Linked DNA regions of Homo sapiens: region 1 is linked to region 2. Evidence: chromatin loops called from intact Hi-C (ENCODE). Cell type or tissue: mammary epithelial cell. All regions are shown on one strand. Each heading gives the region's core, and the rest is flanking DNA. Links, peaks and the distances in the headings are about the cores only. Region 1 holds the start of PRRG4 (proline rich and Gla domain 4). Region 2 has its middle 7.8 kb from the start of QSER1.

The links. A loop is a pair of places that touch in the nucleus more often than their neighbours do. Peaks named below come from ENCODE experiments on the same cell type or tissue, not always from the same donor. Only the 100,000 strongest peaks of a DNase experiment are listed, where the experiment ranks them.
Region 1: it touches region 2 in a loop (2.2-fold over the local background); 9 of 110 quality-filtered maps call a loop at or near these places.

What each region holds. Positions count from the first base shown.
Region 1 is chr11:32,827,883-32,830,744 of GRCh38, forward strand. PRRG4 (proline rich and Gla domain 4) reads left to right here and starts at 2,045. Exons shown (of 6, transcript NM_024081.6): 1 at 2,045-2,291; 2 at 2,626-2,750. The coding sequence starts at 2,648. It also overlaps a transcript of CCDC73 not described here. RefSeq lists a silencer at 1,822-2,201 and enhancers at 2,622-2,671, 2,682-2,741. In mammary epithelial cell, for the core only: no CTCF peak of the experiment used is centred there; DNase peaks (open chromatin) are centred at 1,919 and 2,699; H3K4me3 peaks cover 1,567 bases; H3K27ac peaks cover 1,480 bases.
Region 2 is chr11:32,883,595-32,886,501 of GRCh38, forward strand. No RefSeq gene overlaps it. Among named protein-coding and RNA genes, the nearest start is that of QSER1, 7.8 kb to the right of the region's middle. In mammary epithelial cell, for the core only: a CTCF peak has its summit at 1,374 (motif pointing right); no DNase peak of the experiment used is centred there.

The DNA of each region.
Region 1 (2,862 bases), core at 363-2,862, 56 kb before region 2:
GAAAATGGGTGTTCTAGTGAAAATGTTTCCTATTCTTGTGTTCAACCACAATAAACCATGTCTGGCCTCTTCATAGTCTGATCCCAATTGCTTGAATAAGAGGGAAAGAAGAATCCATCATAGAAATAGTTTAGACCACGAGGTAGACAAATGGAAAGTGAAGAGGAAGGGATTGGAAGAAGGGAAAGGAAAAGCACTGCCTAGAAGGAATCAGTGAAAACAAAATTTCTGCAGAAAACTTAGGAATAATTCAGTTGATTATCAATAATAATAATAAAATAGACAATATCCTTTGGGAGGAGAAAAACAGAATTTGGTAAAAATTGAATTAGTCAAAAATTTGAGGCCGGGCACAGTGGCTCATGCCTGTAATCCCAGCACTTTGGGAGGCCGAGGTAGGTGGATCACCTGAGGTCAGGAGTTTGAGAACAACCTGGCCAACATGGTGAAAACCCCTCTCTCCTAAATGTACAAAAAATTAGCCGGGCGTGGTGGTGGATGCCTGTAATCCCAGCTACTCGGAAGGCTGAGGCAGGAGAATCGCTTGAACCCAGGAGGCGAAGGTTACAGTAAGCCAAGATTGTGCCACTGTACTCCAGCCTGGGTGACAGAGCAAGACTCTGTCTCAAGAAAAAAAAAAAAAAAATGAAGGGGGAAAAAATGTTTCCCTTGGTCCCCAGCAAGTGCCAGACCACTTCGACCAAAGCATAAATAGTGTTTCAAAGAACTGTTAAGCACGTTCTTTGGATAAAGAAGGATGTGACCATCACCTGGCATAGGTACTCTGTCCACCTGCTGCCTTCATTACTTGATGCAGCAGTTTTTGAAGTCTTTAATCAAGACCTTTTTACGCTCTTTTACATTATCAAGGACCCCAAAGAGCTTTCACTTATGTGAATTTTATCTAATGATATTTATTATCTAACATTAAAACTGAGAAATTTTCAAAATATTATTTGAAATCAAGACAACAAAGCTTACTTTTTGTTATGTTTATGCATAGACTCAAGGAAAAGATCAAGATTTCAAGATAATTACTTCAGAAAAATGAGGTTATAGCTATCCTAGTAGATATGAACAAATAGAACTAATCAAAGTACAAAAGCAGTAGCCAAGAGAGTTGGTGGACACCTGTAGTCCCAGCTACTCTGGAGGATGAGACAGGAGGATCTCTTGAGCCCAGGAGTTCCTGGGCAACAAAGTGAGACCCCCTACTCTGAAAAAGAAAAAAGGAAAGAAAAAAAATTAAGTTCACAAGTACTGAGAACAAATTTTATTAATCTCTATAAATCTACATAAATCTCTATAAAATGTACATACTGATAATGTAAACATACTACTATGGAAAATACCAGAAAATACAAGCACGCTCACTCAGGTATTCTATTAGGAGACAGAATGATGACGTTATTACACTTCAAATAGCCCCTGGAAATTTCCACTGTACACTCTTGAGAGAATGAAAGTGAAAATGGCAAATCATTTATTGTTACTATAATGGAAATAGTTTTGCCCTCAGAGACCCCTGGAAAAGATCTTGGAGACATCCCAGACCTGGCGGACCACCATTGGAGAACCAATGTAATCAATTACTTGTAAGGTCATTTCCATTTCTTATCACGAATAAAGGGTATTTTGTCTGATGAATATCTTGTCCTCGTCCCCGGACCACCCTTTTGAGAACAGTTGACCTAAGGTAACCACAGGACTCCTGGCCCAGTGGGACCCAAAGCGAAAAGCCCTGGACGCGCCGAGGGCGCTCTGCTTAAGACTGAGAACCGAAATGCTTCCTGAATTAGGATCATTGAGAACGCCGAGTGCAGACACAAATCGAAAAGCAGCCACCCGCGCCGCCAAGGCGGGGCCAGAACTGGCGGCAGGCGGCTGGCCCGCCCGGGGATGGGGCAGAAGCTGGGGCGGCTGAGAGCGCAGCGCGGGCTCCCGGGAGACGCCGGCCCACTGCCCGCCCGCTCGCCGCAGGTAGGCCCGGCCCCCGGGAGGTGGGGCGCGGCCAGGTGTCCCCAGGTAGCCGCCTCCTCCCGTCCTCCGTCGGCCGCCTCCCCGGACCGAGGCAGGACCTCACCCCGCGCGTGTTCCCCGGGCGCCCCTCTGCGAACCCCAGGCCCTTCCCAGGTTTGCGCGCGGGGGCCATCCAGACCCTGCGGAGAGCGAGGCCCGGAGCGTCGCCGAGGTTTGAGGGCGCCGGAGACCGAGGGCCTGGCGGCCGAAGGAACCGCCCCAAGAAGAGCCTCTGGCCCGGGGGCTGCTGGAACATGTGCGGGGGGACACAGGTACGAGGCCTGGCGGCAGGACCTCGGCGGGGAGGGGGTTACCTGGAAGGGGCCACCTCGGCGGACTGGGTTGGATTCGAACACATAGCGAGGGTTGCCCGCGGCGACAGGTGCCCGATCAGCCCTCGGCAGGGTCACTGGGCACGGCGTTTGTCCCAGGCGCTCTCAGGGGCTGCTTCCTGGGCGCGCGTCGGGTTCCGGCGACCGAAACCGCGCGCCGGGCGCTCTTGCGCCTAGGCTTTGAGTACAACAGGTTGGTGATTCAGTTCGACAGAAACTCAAAGTGCTGAGCTAGGGGCCTTTTTTTTTTAATATTTTTTTTTGTTTGTTTTAGTTTGTTTGACAGTTGCCAGACTATGTTTACGCTTCTGGTTCTACTCAGCCAACTGCCCACAGTTACCCTGGGGTTTCCTCATTGCGCAAGAGGTCCAAAGGCTTCTAAGCATGCGGGAGAAGAAGGTAAGCACTAAAACGTCCCTGGAACCCAGAGCCGCATAGCACAGATCTCAGTGAGAAAGTGCAGTATTTGAAATTACATACCCCCAGCAATCATAGAAACACTAAAATATCC
Region 2 (2,907 bases), core at 272-2,771:
AAATCAACAATATGAAAATGCACATAGTGCAGAGTCCAAGAAAGACCAGATGCAGGCTTCCAGTGTCCTCTTTCAGTGGAGCTGTGCGGACATTAATACTATGTGACAACACACGTGAAGTATTGTCAATCAGAAGCCCACCTAAGCCTTGGTGTCCAGGGTTTTTATTGGGGGTCAATTGCATAGTCATAGTAATTGCTCCTATGGCTGACCTGAATTCTCCAGTCCCTCTAGAGGTCAAGCTGATATTATGTGGCCCAAAGTGCCCACTATAAATCGCATTGTTAGCATGAATGATCTGGTGTGGCCCAAGGCCTTAACTAAACAAAAATACTCTTTATTAAGAGCCTTGAAACTAGGCAAGGGCCAAACTTTTCTTTGCAATGTACAGGGTTTGAACAACCCACACCTGCTGAGTTAATCCTTTACAAATCTGCTAAATAAAATAAAAATCCATGAGTACATATTGATATAAATAAACAAGGAATGTTAAATTAAGTTTAGCCTAAAGCTGCCGCCTTACATATTTTAAGGTCAGCCTAAAAATTTCTCCGTACATGGTGAACTATAACCTAACTGGATGTGTAAACAGACTGTACCTATTCTTGTGCCAATCACTGAGTTTTAGCCAACCAAGGGTGGCCAACTGTTCAAACCATGTTCAAATAAGGCAAACACTGAGCCGTAACCAATCAGCTGTTTTTATACTTGTATTAGTCTGTTCTCACACTGCTATAAAGAACTACCTGAGACTGGGTAATTTATCAAGAAAAGAGGTTTAATTGACTCACAGTTCTGCAGGCTGTAAAGGAGGCAAAGCTTCAGAGGCCTTAGGAAACTTACAATTGTGGGAGAAGGCAAAGGGGAAACAAGCAATTCTTCACATGGCAGCTTAAGACAGAGAGAGTAAAGGGTGAAGTGCTACACACTTTTAAACAACCAGATCTCGTGAAAACTCACTATCACAAGAATAACAAGGAGGAAACCCGCCCCCATGATCCAATCACCTACCACTAGGTCCCTCCCCCAACACTGGGAATTACAATGCAACATGAGATTTGTGTGGGGACACAGAGCCAAATGATATCAATACTCACTTCCATTTTCTGTATATCACCTTCCTTTTCCCGTCTGTAAATCTTCTTCCACCAAACAGCTGTGCTGGAGCCTCTCTGAACCTATTCTGATCCAGGGGCTGCCCAATCCAAGTTATTTTTTGCTCAATTAAACTCTATTAAATTTAATTTGTCTGAGGCTTTTCTTTTTAACAGGGATGAGGAACAATCCTTCTTGAAGAATGATAACTAATGATGTAGAAGGAATGATGAAGTTAGAAAAATCACTACAGTTGGTCCTCTGTATGTGTATAGCAGAGCCTCTAGAGGGAGCATGACCCTGCCAACTCCTTGATTTCAGACTTCCAGTCTTCAGAACTGTGAGATAATGAATTTCTGTTGTCACCTAGTTTGAGGTCATTTGTTGCAGCAGCCATAGGAAACTAATGATATGAACAGGAGACAGGGAGATCGGGAAATTCTGCGTAGAAGAGGGTGGTTCCCTGGCAAAGGCCCCACCTTCAAGCCTGTAGACCATGGCCCTAAATGGAGACAGGCATTCCTGTTTTCATGCCCAAAACATTGCCTTTTGGCCCACCATGCCCCCTATCTCTTACCCATATAAACCTGGAACCCCAGGCTCCAGAAGCAGATGAGCAGACAAGCAGACGAGGAGACAAGGAGACAAGCAGATGAGCTGTGGCACAGCACAGCAGGGAAAGAGAGAAGAGGAGGAATGTCTGAACGCCAAGAGGAGTTCAACTGAGGGCAGTCAGGGAGGAGTTTGGCTGCTGGATGGCCAAACTTTAGGGGATCATCTTCCCACTCCATCCTCCCTTCCAGCTCCCCATCCATCCCACTGACTGCCACCTCCGCCACTCAGTAAAACCCCACATTCATCCTTCAAGCCTGTGTGTGACCTCATTCTTCTGGGACGCTGGACAAGAGCTCAGGATACAGAAAGCTGTCACACTGGCCCTCTGCTCTTGCAGAAAGGCAGAGGGTCCATTGAGCTGGCTAACACTCAAGCTGTCTGCAGACGGCAAGGCTAAAAGGGCACACGGTAACACACACCCACTTGCGCTCCTGCACCTGCCTGTCTGCGTGCTCCCCCTCCCATCAGGGGTTTGAGCAGTGGTGGCAATCAAATAGGCAAGCCACACCCCTGTCGCACGTCCTTCGAGGGGGATTACGGAACATGCTTGTTTCAGTAATACATATGCTTAAAGCAGAGGTGAAAGAATGATGCCTTGAGAATTTTTTTTTTTTTTAGACAGATTCTCACTCTTACTGCCCAGGCTGGAGTGCAATGGCGTGATCTTAGCTCACTGCAACCTCCGCCTCCCGGGTTCAAGCAATTCTCCTGCTTCAGCCTCCTGAGTAGCTGGGATTACAGGTGCCCGCCACTATGCCCGGCTAATTTTTGTATTTTTAGTAGACATGGGGTTTCACTATGTTGGCCGGGGTGGTCTCGAACTCCTGACCTCAGGTGATCCGCCCGCCTCGGCCTCCCAAAGTGCTGAGGTTACAGGAGTGAGCCACTGCACCGGCCTCAGGAATTTACACAATATTCAAGTATCCACGAAATACTTATTGATTACAAAGTAAAATGTAGTAACTCTTTAGAGGAGAAATCTGGCAGTAACTCCTTTAACCAAGCCTATTTGGTTTGGAGTCAAATTGCTGATTTGAAGCTCCACTTGCATCATTGTGGTTTTTTGTTTGTTTTTTTGTTTGGAGACAGTCTCACTCTTGCCCAGGCTAGAGTGCAATGGCAACATCACAGCTCACTGTAACCTCTGCCTCCCAGGCTCAGGTAATCCTTCTGCTGCAGCCTCCCAAGTAGCTGGTA